Regions from separate parts of the Homo sapiens genome. Here region 2 is linked to region 1. A link is an interaction called in ENCODE POLR2A ChIA-PET data of the cell type or tissue named here. Cell type or tissue: Caco-2. All regions are shown on one strand. Links, peaks and the distances in the headings refer to the core of each region. The heading gives the core; the rest is flanking DNA.

Region 1 (8,100 bases), core at 1,310-6,309:
AGGAGAATATTCTCCTGTTATCTTCAGGCTCACTCCGCAAAATATCTCATTCTCCTGATCACTTGGAACAAACTCCAAGTAAAGCCCTTTGGGGATGCTTATCTCAGTGCATACAGCACAGTCTAATTGACATCTTGAGTAATGGTCTCCAGAAGCCATGCAAGATGTGTCCTCTGGGATGGAATCCCTGACGCCATTCTATTTAGTGTCCACAATTTGCTTCAGCTGACATAGGTCCTCTGGGTTAGGGGGATGTTTTATTTCTCCCAGATGATGTCTGTTTTTTCTTATGATTGGCTCACATCAGACCAAGAATGTTCTTACTCTAACCCCCATGATTACTATTGAGAAGACATTTATGCAGTCAGAAAAGTGCTTCCTGACTGCATCAGCCAAATTCATATTTTATTAAGTAGGGAAGGAAGTGTAAAGCTAAGAAGAGAGTGCCTTGAGAGATCCAAAACAATGGAAAACCATAACAGATTTTCTTTTGACTCTGGGCACATTCATGATTAAACTGGTATTCAGTTTACCTTCTTAATAAAGTAATATTAATGGAAATTCCTATTGCCCAAGCTCCGATATTGGAATGGAGGGTTGTCTCAAATATACATATAGAGCCAGAGGAAGCATATGTGTGATTCAAAGGTCCAACTAGTAGAGGCTAAAGTTCAGTTACTTAATCTGTCCTGATGTGTGTTGATGGAGCTCACAATATGAACACACATGTGTCCCATTGGTCCTGGTGATATTCTGCCATTAGGGTAATTAGTGCAAACAACAATGCCTGCGTTGGGGCAATTTCTTCTATGCCGTTCCACAGTAAATGTAACGTAAATGGAAATTTCCAGGCTTAGGGAAGGAAGTCTGGTGAGCACCTCAGAAAAGGCTTGTTTTGATCAACAGTAGCCAACAGGTGGGTCAGTGTGGACCTCTCTTGCCCTCTGCATTTCATTTCTATGCTTTGTCTTCCTACGAGTCTCTGCAGGGAAATAACAGGTAAGATAATATTAGGGCTTGAGGTATTTAGGAAACCTTTATTATAAATTAGGGCATTGTCAGCTTATCCCTTAAGTCAATCCATAAGGAAAGCTTCCTTGGAAGGCAGAGAAAAAAAAAAGTCACTTGAAGGCCACAAATCAGAATGGGAAATTATTAGCAAAGTTGCTGAAGGGAGGAAGAGAGACACAGGTCAGATGGTGAAAAACTTACACCATGGAGATTTGTAGAGAAAGATGGACACTAATGTGGAAAGTGATAGAGAAGTATATGGATACTTAAATAAAAGGGAAGTGTGTGGAGATCTCTAATGGGTTGGAGTGATCAGGAGGAGCATGGGAGAAGTTGAGCTTCTAGTCCACCAGAAGCTGAGTGTGAAATAACAGTGTGAAGTGACAGCCAGAAAGATGAGACTGTAGACTGCATTAGGAGAGAGACAGTAATAGATGTGACTTTTTTTTTTTTTTTTGAGACAGAATTTTGCTCTTGTTGCTCAAGGTGGAGTGCAATGGTGTGATCTCGGCTCACTGCATCATCTGCCTCCTGGGTTCTAGCGATTCTCCTGCCTCAGCCTCTGGAGTAGCTGGGATTACAGGCATGCGCCACCACGCCCGGCTAATTTTGTATTTTCAGTAGAGACGGGGTTTCTACATGTTGGTCAGGCTGGTCTCGAACTCCTGACCTCAGGTGATCCACTTGTCGTGGCCTCCCAAAGTGCCAGGATTACAGGCATGAGCGACCGCGCCCGGCCAGATGTGACCTCTTTCTTACTGATCAAATGCTTGGGAGAATGCATTCAGTTCTGAGTTCTTTGCTTTAAGAAGTAAATAGATAATCGTCACCGCATGAAGGTCTAGAAAGACATTTAGGAGAAAAAACACAAAAAAGAATAGGGTGGATATTTGAGGAATCAATTAAGATTACTTTTTTTTTTTGAGACAGAGTCTTGCCCTGTCGCCCAGGCTAGAGTGCAGTGGCACAATCTTGGCTCACTGCAAACTCCACCTCCCGGGTTCAAGGGATTCTAATGCCTCAGCCCCTCGAGTAGCTGCAATTACAGGTATGTGCCACCAAGCCTGGCTAATTTTTGTATTTTTAGTAGAGACAGGGTTTCACTATGTTGGCCAGGCTGGTCTCAAAGTCCTGACCTCAGGTGATCTGCCTGCCTTGGCCTCCCAAAGTGCTGGGATTACAGACCTGAGCCACTGTCCCCTGCCTGAAATTAACAATTATTAATACATCTTATGTTAGATACGGGGGATGACAGAGGAGAAGAAAACAAATATTCAGTACACATACACACACACACAGAATAAATGCCCATAACTATTACAGTTTTTGTTTCTGTAGCTGCTCACATGGTTTTTGGCTGGTATTTATAACGACTTGCTTTCACTACCCATTCCAATTCTCTTTGTCTACAGTTATTCATGACTCTTTGCCTGGTGGGGTAACCCAAACCTTTATTCCTGAAGCATCTGGGCCACTAGCAGTCTTGTCTGAATTGGGTTGTAGTTTTCTATTGGCTTACATCATGAGACATGAGAGTACACCCTAGAAAATCTGACTGCAGACATAATTCTCCATATCCTCACTGTATAGTAGTGACTGAATTTCCCATTGCTAGTCAGAATCAGTCTTACTAGCCAATAGAGTAACCTTATTTGCCTATTGATTCAGTTCTATGAGGAGCCCCAAGTGGCATGGTGGCAGTCTTAACTATCAGAAAATGGGATTATTGTTGTGACACCTGGTAGAAGAATTTCTCCCTTTGGAACTAAGACCTCTAAAACAGCAAAAGCTAAAAGTGAAGGGATAGAAAACTAAAATTGTGCTGGTGGGTCACAGTTATGGGGGCTATAGTGAGAGGACTCATTCTCTCTTCTACCTGGTGATTTCTGGTTCCATGAATCTTGCTATGGGAGGAAGAGCAGCATAAATTGGATGCAGATTTAGAGTATATTTCACATCCTAGAGGACACTGCCCCAGCACCAAAACGTGTTGCCAACCAGATGGTCTTCAAAAGGCCTTCCCTTGGATTCTCCTTTAGTTTTTCTGACTTCTGGGTCAGGTGTGTGCATTCTTTTTTTTTTTTATTTTTTTTTTTTTATTTTTTTTTTTAAGACGGAGTCTCGCTCTGTTGCCCAGGCTGGAGTGCAGTGATGCGATCTCCACTCACTGCAAGCTCCGCTTCCTGGGTTCACACCATTCTCTTGCCTCAGCCTCCCGAGTAGCTGGGACTACAGGCGCCCGCCACCACGCCCGGCAAATTTTTTGTATTTTTAGTAGAGACGGGGTTTCACCGTGTTAGCCAGGATGGTCTCCATCTCCTGACCTCGTGATCCACCTGCCTCGGCCTCCCAAAGTGCTGGGATTACAGGCGTGAGCCGCCGCGCCCGGCCAGGTGTGTGCATTTTTAATCTGGCCATTAAGAAGCGCCCCAGCGGCCGGGTGCGGTGGTTCACGCCTGTAATCCCAGCACTTTGGGAGGCCGAGGCGGGGGGATCACGAGGTCAGGAGATGGAGACCATCCTGTCGAACACGGTGAAATCCCCGTCTCTACTAAAAATACAAAAAATTAGCCGGGTGTGGTGGCAGGCGCCTGTAGTCCCAGCTACTACGGAGGCTGAGGCAAGAGAATGGCATGAACCCGGGAGGCGGAGCTTGCAGTGAGACGAGATCGGGCCACAGCATTCCAGCCTGGGCGACAGAGCAAGACTCCAACTCAAAAAAAAAAAAAAAAAAAAAAAGAGGCGCCCCAGCTTCTGCAGGATATCCACACCGCCAATTTCAGAGACAACAAGAACTGACATGGGTTTCAGTCTGCCTTTGTGGGATTGCAGCTCATGCTTGTGGGTTCCAGCATGACTTTGATCTGCCACTCTTTATATCCATTTTTTTTTTCCTGACTACTTGCCCTCTGGAATTAAAGTTCCAGCATCAGACACAAAGGTAACAGCCACGCATAGATTGCCTAACCAGCTTCCACAATTGTATAAGAGAAATCTCTTAGTGTTATAGCTTTTCTAGTAAAATCCTCACTGATAAAATAAGCAACGCCCCCAAGCTTTTCTCCAAACTGTCTCTCTGTGTGTGTCTGTATAGAGAGAGAGAGCTTAAAAATCTGCCTTCACAAACATGATCACTCTGAAATCTCAGAATATCTAGACTCCATTAAGTATCAAACTTCAAGTCTCTTCTCATTAAGAAAGACAAATGTGTGTGTGTGTGTGTGTGTGTATACATATGTGTGTTTTGGAAGCCTAGGAAGTAAATGGGGAATAAATATATACACACATACATATACATACACACACACACACACACACATATATATCTTTCTTAACGAGAAGAGACTTGAAGTTTGATAATAGAGTCCAGATATTCTGAAATTTCAGAGTGATTATGTTTGTGAAGGCAGATTTCTAAGCTCTCTTTTAAAAAAAGGTTATTTGAATAATTAGAGAGGTTGAATAATTAGAAACGGAAATTTTTTTCACAGGTTCTGTCCTCTATCAAAAGGTGCTTTTCCTTGGGTATACTGGACCCCAGTATTTCCAGTCACACTCTTTATCTCCACTCTCTGTTTCCTCAGGGATTGAGAAAGGGGACAATGTGGCAGAAGAATCAGACCTCTCTGGCAGACTTCATCCTTGAGGGGCTCTTCGATGACTCCCTTACCCACCTTTTCCTTTTCTCCTTGACCATGGTGGTCTTCCTTATTGCGGTGAGTGGCAACACCCTCACCATTCTCCTCATCTGCATTGATCCCCAGCTTCATACACCAATGTATTTCCTGCTCAGCCAGCTCTCCCTCATGGATCTGATGCATGTCTCCACAATCATCCTGAAGATGGCTACCAACTACCTATCTGGCAAGAAATCTATCTCCTTTGTGGGCTGTGCAACCCAGCACTTCCTCTATTTGTGTCTAGGTGGTGCTGAATGTTTTCTCTTAGCTGTCATGTCCTATGACCGCTATGTTGCCATCTGTCATCCACTGCGCTATGCTGTGCTCATGAACAAGAAGGTGGGACTGATGATGGCTGTCATGTCATGGTTGGGGGCATCCGTGAACTCCCTAATTCACATGGCGATCTTGATGCACTTCCCTTTCTGTGGGCCTCGGAAAGTCTACCACTTCTACTGTGAGTTCCCAGCTGTTGTGAAGTTGGTATGTGGCGACATCACTGTGTATGAGACCACAGTGTACATCAGCAGCATTCTCCTCCTCCTCCCCATCTTCCTGATTTCTACATCCTATGTCTTCATCCTTCAAAGTGTCATTCAGATGCGCTCATCTGGGAGCAAGAGAAATGCCTTTGCCACTTGTGGCTCCCACCTCACGGTGGTTTCTCTTTGGTTTGGTGCCTGCATCTTCTCCTACATGAGACCCAGGTCCCAGTGCACTCTATTGCAGAACAAAGTTGGTTCTGTGTTCTACAGCATCATTACGCCCACATTGAATTCTCTGATTTATACTCTCCGGAATAAAGATGTAGCTAAGGCTCTGAGAAGAGTGCTGAGGAGAGATGTTATCACCCAGTGCATTCAACGACTGCAATTGTGGTTGCCCCGAGTGTAGAGTGGAATAGGATAAGCTCCTTAAATTAATTCATATAAACCTCTAAAGTTTTTCAGGGAGATAGCTTCCTTATGCTGTTTTACTACTGGAAGAAAAACACATTTAACACACAATTCCAGTATTCCAGCTTGGTGTCAGGTATCCAAGCACTGTGGAGAACATTTGAGTAGATCTTTAGAGAATTAGGGAAAACTTTTTAAAAAGTCCCTTTGAAAGAAGACATATAAAGGTCACTGACACCCTGAAAAAAAGAAGGCAAGATAAAGATATAAGGGCCCTTATCTATTATTATTTTTATTAACAAAAATATATAAAACATGCCACCAGAGAGTATTTATGGAGTTTAAAATTGGAGTGTGTTGCTTACTTTTGGAAGCATGGGAAGTAAATGGTGAATGATGGCTGTTTGAAAGGGAGGATGCATGATATAAAAGTTGTATTCTTTTTTTTTTTTGTGACGGAGTCTCTCTCTGTCACCTAGGCTGGAGTGCAGTGGCACGATCTTGGCTCACTGCAACCTCCGCCTCCCAGGTTCAAGTGATTCTCCTGCCTCAGCCAGGAGTAGCTGAGTATTACAGAGTAGCTGGGATTACAGGCGCGTGCCACCATGCCTGGCTAATTTTTGTATTTTTAGTAGAGACGGGGTTTCACCATGTTGGTCAGGCTGGTCTTCAACCCCTGACCTCAGGTGATCTGCCCACCTTGGCCTCCCAAAGTTCTGAGATTACAGACGTGAGCTACTGCACCTGGCCCTAAAAGTTATATTCTTAGACCCTTAGTGTTCCATGAATCACAGTGTGTAAGAATTCATAAGGGAAAGAATAATACATTTTGTATACATACATAATAATATATAACATAATTCTTGTAATCCATGTTGTGTTTAACAAATCTTTGTTGAGTGCCTAGTATGATCCAGGTGGTAGACTAGATGTTTGGAATTGCATTGTGAAACTTAAGATTTTTTACACATCTGCTTGTGCTTTTCCTTGGTCTACGTTGGACTTGCCATAGCAGGTAGGCATATTAACTTTTATTATTTCACAGGCTGAAAATACCTTTCTGTTCTTTGAGGGTTCCTAGCCTTGTGATTTGGAATCAGAATGATCTGGAGGAGAGTCTGCCACTTGATAACAGTGGTAAGTTACTTAACCTCTCAAGGCCTCAGTAATCTTATGTGTTTAATGAAAAAAAAAATAGGGTGACCTGAGATTTTGTGTTAGTTATGGGTATTGGTTCCAAGCAACAGAAATGGACTCTGAATGAAACAAGCAGAAAAAAGCCTTATTGAAGGCATGATGGGAAGATGTCAGAATCAGTGGGAGCACTAAAGAACCAGATTTGGAGACTATTACTCACATATCCATTTACTGCCAAATTGTCCACAGAATAAGTCCAAGAAGAGGCCAGTAGTAGAATTCATCCAATGGAGACAAGATTATTTGGGTTTAGCAATATGGGGGAGGACTAACACAGGTCATCATAACCATCTGATCTGCAAGGATCTCTTATAATCTTGCTCTTGAAATTATTCTTCTCTCTTCTGCGTTATAAATTTTCCCAGTCTACTTGATCAGTACCTCAGCCTACAGACATACCTTTATGATTGTCATCTTAAAAAGAAACTTCTCCTCAATCCCGGAAAGTCTAAACCAAGCTCATTCAACCCATGTACTGCAGACCATATGTGGCCTGGGAAGGCTTTGAATGTGGCCCAACACAAATTCATAAACTTTCTTAAAACATTTTCATCATCACTGGCCATCAGAGAAATGCAAATCAAAACCACATTGAGATACCATCTCACACCAGTTAGAATGGCGATCATTAAAAAGTCAGGAAACCACAGGTGCTGGAGAGGATGTGGAGAAATAGGAATACTTTTATGCTGTTGGTGGGACTGTAAACTAGTTCAACCATTGTGGAAGTCAGTGTGGCGATTCCTCAGGGATCTAGAACTAGAAATACCATTTGACCCAGCCATCCCATTACTGGGTATATACCCAAAGGATTATAAATCATGCTGCTGTAAAGACACGTGCACACGTATGTTTATTGCAGCACTATTCACAATAGCAAAGACTTGGAACCAACCCAAATGTCCAACAATGATAGACTGGATTAAGAAAATGTGGCCCATATACACAGAATACAATGCAGCCATAAAAAATGATGAGTTCATGTCCTTTGTAGGGACTTGGATGAAGCTGGAAACCATCATTCTCAGCAAACTATTGTAAGGACAGAAAACCAAACACCGCATGTTCTCACTCATAGGTGGGAATTGAACAGTGAGAACACCTGGACACAGGAAGGGGAACATCACACACCAGGGCCTGTTGTGGGGTGGGGGGAGAGGGGAGGAATAGCTTTAGGAGATATACCTAATGTAAATGACGAGTTAATGGGTGCAGCACACCAACATGGCACATGTATACATATGTAACAAACCTGCACGTTGTGCACATGTACCCTAGAACTTAAAGTATAAAAAAAATTATGAGATTTTAACTTT
Region 2 (6,550 bases), core at 1,551-6,550, 450 kb after region 1:
ATACCTGGCTTTCCTGGGCAGAGGTCCCTGCGGCCTTCCGCAGTGTATTGTGTCCCTGGGTACTCGAGATTGGAGAATGGCGATGACTTTTATCAAGCCTACTGCCTTCAAGCACTTTTTTAACAAAGCACACCCTGCACAGCCCTAAATCCATTAAACCTTGAGTCAACACAGCTCATGTCTCTGCAAGCACAGGGTTGGGGCTAGGGTTACAGTTTAACAGCATCTCAAGGCAGAAGAATTTCTCTTAGTACAGAACAAAATGGAGTTTCTTGTGTCTACTTCTTTCTACATAGACACAGTAACAGTCTGATCTCTCTTTCTTTTTCCTACAGTCCTTTTTTTTTGGAGACAGAGTCTCGCTCTGTCGCCCAGGCTGGAGTGCAGTGGTGCGACCTCGGCTCACTGGAACCTCCGCCTCCTGGGCTCGAGCAGTTCTCATACCTCAGCCTCCCGAGTAGCTGGGACTACAGGCGCACATGCCACCATGCCTGGCTCATTTTGTTTGTATTTTTAGTAGAGACAGCATTTCACCATGTTGGCCAGGCTGGTCTCTTGACCTCAAGTGGTCCACCCGCCTTGGCCTCCCAAAGTGCTAGAATTACAGGCGTGAGCCACCGCACCCAGCCCATTACATCTATTTTAAAAAACTATTATTTTTGGCCAGGTGCGGTGGCTCACACCTGTAATCCCACCATTTTGGGAGCCCAAAGTGGGCGGATCACGAGGTCAAGAGATTGAGACCATCCTGGCCAACATGGTGAAACCCTGTCTCTACTAAAAATACAAAATTTAGCTGGGCGTGGTGGCACGTACCTGTAGTCCCAGCTACTCAGGAGGCTGAGGCAAGGGAATCACTTGAACCCAGGAAGTGGAGGGAGGTCGTAGTGAGCCGAGATCACGCCACTGCACTCTAGCCTGGCGACAGAGTAAGACTCCATCTCAAAAAAAAAGAAAAAAAACTAATATTTTTATTGTTTTTATTTATTTTATTTTATTTATTTATTTTTTTGAGACGGGAGTTTTGGCTCTGTCACCCTGGCTGGAGTGCAGTGGTGCGACCTCGGCTCAATGCAACCTCCACCTCCCAGGTTCAAGCAATTCTCCTGCCTCAGCCTCCCGAGTAGCTGGGATTAAAGGCGCCCACCACCATGCCTGGCTAATTTTTTTGTGTTTTTTGTAGAAGACGGGGTTTCGCCATGTTGGCCAGGCTGGTCTCGAACTCCTGACCTCAGGTGATCTGCCCACCTCAGCCTTCCAAAGTGCTGGGATTATAGGCGTGAGCCACGGCACCCAGCCTTGTTACTGTTTTTGGTGACTCACCTGCAGTGTGTCTCCCTTCTTGAGTGTAAGCTCAGTAAGGATAGGCTGTGCCCGCTCTGCTAACCCCAGGGCTGCTGCTGGGCAGGTAGTGAGTTGTCAGTGCACCTCTGTGGAGTGCAGCAATACACGCAGAGCTTACATCATCCTCAAAGTAGGGACTGCCCTCTTTGCTTTTCAGATAAGGAAACTGAGGCACAGAGAGATGAAGGGACATGTCCAAGGCCACCCCACTTGAATGCACCGGGGCTGGGATTTGAGCCCCAGATGGCCTGACTCTAGCAGGGTTCTTTCTGCCGCTGAGCTGCCTATCGCCTGCCTTTGTCCAGATGGCCCTTCTCTGGCCAATAGCGAGTGCTAGGCTTCACCACGGATTGTCAACCCTGAGCACATGCCTTAGTCCCCTGGAGGCTCAGTAAGCTGAGTGTCACTCAGCTCCGGGGCTTGTGACTTACCAGATCAGGTGGCCCTGAGAATGTGCATTGTGCCACTGGTTCGGGGCCACCCCTAGAGCACTGCAGTGCATCCTCCCACTTGCCACAGGCATGCCTGGTTTCAAGGTGATGGTGTCATCCCCATTTTCGCGAGGAAGTGCTAACTTGCCCGGGAGCCCTCAGGTAGTAAGCACTACAGGCCCTTTCCCCTTGACGGGGTGGCCTGAAGGTGGGGACATCAGGAAGACCTTGCTGCCAGGACCCCAGGCCTGGAGTGGGCTGACAAGTGCCCAGGGCAGGGTAGCTCCTGTTTGGTACATCTGGGTGTGTGGGCTCAGTTTTCAGAGTCCCTTCAATGTGTCTGAGTTTGGAGAGCTGGGCTCTGATGTGTCCATGGCTCTGCCTTAGAGCCTGGCCTGGTGGATGCAGTGACGGGGTCCTCTCCAGCCTCAGCCTCCTCTGGGGCAGCTGCTCACCTGTGCGTCCAGCTGATCCCGGGCCACCACTGAGCTTCTTCCATCTCCACAGATGAAAAAGCGGGACCTGGAGCCCTCGGACGCCACCTACACGGCCCTGTTCAACGTCTGTGCCGAGTCCCCCTGGAAGGACTCAGCTCTACAGAGCGCCCTGAAGCTCCGGCAGCAGCTGCAGGCCAAAAACTTCGAGCTCAACTTGAAAACATACCACGCGCTGCTGAAGATGGCTGCCAAGTGCGCAGACCTTAGGATGTGCCTCGATGTGTTCAAGGTGGGGCTTCCCCTGCCGTCCTGCTCCCCTTCATGGGGCTGGTCCCACGTGTCAGGGGCAGGGCTGTGGTGTCTGTCTCTCCTCATGTAGGAAGGCTTAGGGAGGATGAGACAGCCGGTATTGGGCCCTGGGGTTCACAGATGGATCTGATGAGACCTTACTGGAGATTGTGTATGCCACCGTGTGCTGTGTCCTGCTTTGTGCACTCGAGGGAAGGCTTCCTAGAGACAGGGTCTTGCTATGTTGCCCAGGCTGGTCACAAAACTCCTGGCCTCAAGTGATCATCCTGCCTTGGCCTCCCAATGTGCCAGGATTACAGACATGAGCTACCATGCCCAGCCTGCTGCAGGTTCTCAGTGGGACGTCTTTGTTCCCTCCCCCAGGAAATCATCCACAAAGGGCACGTGGTCACAGAGGAGACCTTCAGTTTCCTGCTCATGGGCTGCATCCAAGACAAGAAGACAGGCTTCCGGTACGCCCTCCAGGTATGTCCCTCCCACCCCACCTTCCTGCCCTGCTTCCCCGGTGCCAGAGGTGCAAAATGGTGATCCTGTGAGCACCCACGATGGCCCTGTGCTGAGTATTTTTATATCTGTGCTCTTTTCTGAAAACCCAGCAGCCACTGTAGCCTCCATTCTACAGATGGCAGGGAGAGGAGGCCCTTGGAGATGGAATGAGGGTGGCCCCCGCCCCTCCCACCCTGCTTTGCAGTCGGCTTAGCCCCTCTAAACTCACCTTCCTTGAAAGCCTGCCACACACTCACCTGGGGACTTGTTCAACCCTCCCACACCCCCATTAGCACTTCTGCAGGTGCAACCCAGGAGTCATTCATTCATTCATTCATTCATTTATTTTGAGATGGAGTCTCACTCTTGCCCAGGCTGGAGTGAGCGATCTTGGCTCACTGCAACCTCCGCCTCCCAGGTTCACGCGATACTCCTGCCTCAGCCTCCCGAGTAGTTGAGATTACAGGCGCCCGCCACCACGCCCAGCTAATTTTGTATTTTTAGTAGAGACGGGGTTTCACCATGTTGACCAGGCTGGTCTTGAACTCCTGGCCTCATGTGATCTGCCCGCCTGGGCCTCCCAAAGTGCTGGGATTACAGGTGTGAACCACAGCTCCCCGCTGGAGAGCTTTTTTTTTCTTTTTCTTTTTAATGTTTTTAATTTTTTTTTTTTTTTTTTGAGATGGAGTCTTGCTCTGTCGCCCAGGCTGGAGTACAGTGGCATGATCTCGGCTCACTGCAAGCTCCACCTCCTGGGTTCACACCATTCTCCCGTCTCAGCCTCCTGAGTAGCTGGGACTATAGGCGCCCACCACCATGCCCAGCTAATTTTGTTTTTGTATTTTTAGTAGAGACAGAGTTTCACCATGTTAGCCTGGATGGTCTCGCTCTCCTACCTCGTGATCCGGCGCCTTGCTCTCCCAAAATGCTAGTATTACAGGCGTGAGCCACCGCGCCCGGCCAATTTTTTTTTTTTTTTTATTGATCATTCTTGGGTGTTTCTTGCAGAGGGAGATTTGGCAGGGTCATAGGACAATAGTGGAGGGAAGGTCAGCAGATAAACAAGTGAACAAAGGTCTCTGGTTTTCCTAGGCAGACGACCCTGCGGCCTTCTGCAGTGTTTGTGCCCCTGGGTACTTGAGATTAGGGAGTGGTGATGACTCTTAAGGAGCATGCTGCCTTCAAGCATCTGTTTAACAAAGCACATCTTGCACCACCCTTAATCCATTTAACCCTGAGTGGACACAGCACATGTTTCAGAGAGCACAGGGTTGGGGGTAAGGTCACAGATCAACAGGATCCCAAGGCAGAAGAATTTTTCTTAGTACAGAACAAAATGAAAAGTCTCCCATGTCTACTTCTTTCTACACAGACACGGCAACCATCCGATTTCTCAATCTTTTCCCCACCTTTCCCCCCTTTCTATTCCACAAAACCGCCACTGTCATCATGGCCCGTTCTCAATGAGCCGCTGGGCACACCTCCCAGACGGGGTGGTGGCCGGGCAGAGGGGCTCCTCACTTCCCAGCAGGGGCGGCCGGGCAGAGGCGCCGCTCACCTCCCGGACGGGGCGGCTGGCTGGGCGGGGGGCTGACCCCCCCCACCTCCCTCCCGGACGGGGCGGCTGGCCTGGCAGAGGGGCTCCTCACTTCCCAGTAGGGGCGGCCGGGCAGAGGCGCCCCTCACCTCCCGGACGGGGCGGCTGGCCGGGCGGGGGGCTGACCCCCCACCTCCCTCCCGGACGGGGCGGCTGGCCGGGCGGGGGGCTGACCCCCCCACCTCCCTCCTGGACGGGGTGCTAGCCGGGCAGAGGGGCTCCTCACTTCCCAGTAGGGGCAGCCGGGCAGAGGTGCCCCTCACCTCCCGGACGGGGCGGCTGGCCGGGCAGGGGGCTGACCACCCCCACCTCCCTCCCGGACGGGGCGGCTGGCCGGGTGGGGGGCTGACCCCCACCTCCCTCCCGGACGGGGCGGCTGGCCTGGCGGGGGCTGACCCCCACCTCCCTCCCGGACGGGGTGGCTGCCGGGCGGAGACGCTCCTCACTTCCCAGACAGGGTGACTCCCGGGCGGAGGGGCTCCTCACTTCTCAGACGGGGCGGCTGCCAGGCGGAGGGGCTCCTCACTTCTCAGATGGGGCGGTTGCCAGGCAGAGGGTCTCCTCATTTCTCAGACGGGGCGGCCGGGCAGAGACGCTCCTCACCTCCCAGACGGGGTCGCGGCCGGGCAGAGGCGCTCCTCACATCCCAGACGGGGCGGCGGGGCAGAGGCGCTCCCCACATCTCAGACGATGGGCGGCCGGGCAGAGATGCTCCTCACTTCCTAGATGGGATGGCGGCCGGGAAGAGGCGCTCCTCACTTCCTAGATGGGATGGCGGCTGGGCAGAGACGCTCCTCACTTTCCAGACTGGGCAGCCAGGCAGAGGGGCTCCTCACATCCCAGACGATGGGCGGCCAGGCAGAGACGCTCCTCACTTCCCAGACGGGGTGGCGGCCGTCTTGGCACTTTGGGAGGCCAAGGCAGGCGGCTGGGAGGTGGAGGTTGTAGCGAGCCGAGATCACGCCACTGCACTCCAGCCTGGGCACCATTGAGCACTGAGTGAACGAGACTCCGTCTGCAATCCCGGCACCTCGGGAGGCCGAGGTTGGTGGATCACTCGCGGTTAGGAGCTGGAGACCAGCCTGGCCAACACAGCGAAACCCCGTCTCCACCAAAATAATACAAAAACCAGTCAGGCGTGGTGGCGCGCGCCTGCAATCGCAGGTACTCGGCAGGCTGAGGCAGGAGAATCAGGCAGGGAGGTTGCAGTGAGCCGAGATGGCAGCAGTTACAGTCCAGCTTCAGCTGGGCATCAGAGGGAGACTGTGGAAAGAGGGAGAGGGAGACCGTGGGGAGAGGGAGAGGGAGACCGTGGGGAGAGGGAGAGGGAGAGGGAGAGGGAGACCATGGGGAGAGGGAGGGGGAGAGGGAGAGGGAGAGGGAGAGGCCCGGCCAATTTTTTAAATGTTTTACAGTTGTTTTGAGACACTCTCGCTCTGTCACCCAGGCTGGAGTGCTGTGGCATGATCACGGCTCACTGCAACCTCGATCTCTGGGTTCAAGTGATTCTCCCACTTCAGCCTCCTGAGTAGCTGGGACTGTGGGCATGCAATACCACACCCAATAATTTTTGTATTTTTAGTAGAGATGGGGTTTCACCATGTTGGTCGGGCTGGTCTCGAACTCCTGATCTCAAGGAGTCTGCCTGCCTTAGCTTCCTAAAGTGTTGGGATTACAGGCGTGAGCCACCGCGCCTGGCGTATTTTTTTGAGGCAGGGTCTTGCTATGTTGCCCGGTCTTGTCTCGAACTCCTGATCTCAAGGGATCCTCCCATCTAAAACTCCCAAGGTGCTGGGATTCCAGGCGTGAGCCCTGCGCCCAGCTGCTGAATGGGAGCACCCAGCTGACGTTTGTCTCTTCCGTGGCAGGTGTGGCGGCTGATGCTGAGTCTAGGGCTACAGCCGAGCCGGGACAGCTACAACCTGCTGTTGGTGGCAGCTCGGGAC

Evidence for each region. ChIA-PET counts read pairs that join two places held together with the same protein. Peaks named below come from ENCODE experiments on the same cell type or tissue, not always from the same donor. Only the 100,000 strongest peaks of a DNase experiment are listed, where the experiment ranks them.
Region 2: POLR2A ChIA-PET joins it to region 1 with 6 read pairs; 1 of 35 experiments calls an interaction of 5 or more read pairs at or near these places.

Annotation. Positions count from the first base shown.
Region 1 is chr7:99,873,547-99,881,646 of GRCh38, reverse strand. It overlaps OR2AE1 (olfactory receptor family 2 subfamily AE member 1), which reads left to right and starts at 4,614. Exons shown (of 1, transcript NM_001005276.1): 1 at 4,614-5,585. The coding sequence starts at 4,614. The coding sequence ends at 5,585. In Caco-2, for the core only: CTCF peaks have their summits at 4,670 and 4,906; a DNase peak (open chromatin) is centred at 3,665.
Region 2 is chr7:99,425,539-99,432,088 of GRCh38, reverse strand. ATP5MF-PTCD1 (ATP5MF-PTCD1 readthrough) reads left to right here. Exons shown (of 9, transcript NM_001198879.2): 5 at 2,283-2,501; 6 at 2,885-2,986; 7 at 6,473-6,550. It overlaps PTCD1 (pentatricopeptide repeat domain 1), which reads left to right. Exons shown (of 8, transcript NM_015545.4): 4 at 2,283-2,501; 5 at 2,885-2,986; 6 at 6,473-6,550. Among named protein-coding and RNA genes, the nearest start is that of PTCD1, 10 kb to the left of the region's middle. RefSeq lists an enhancer at 1,639-2,235. In Caco-2, for the core only: no CTCF peak of the experiment used is centred there; a DNase peak (open chromatin) is centred at 4,116.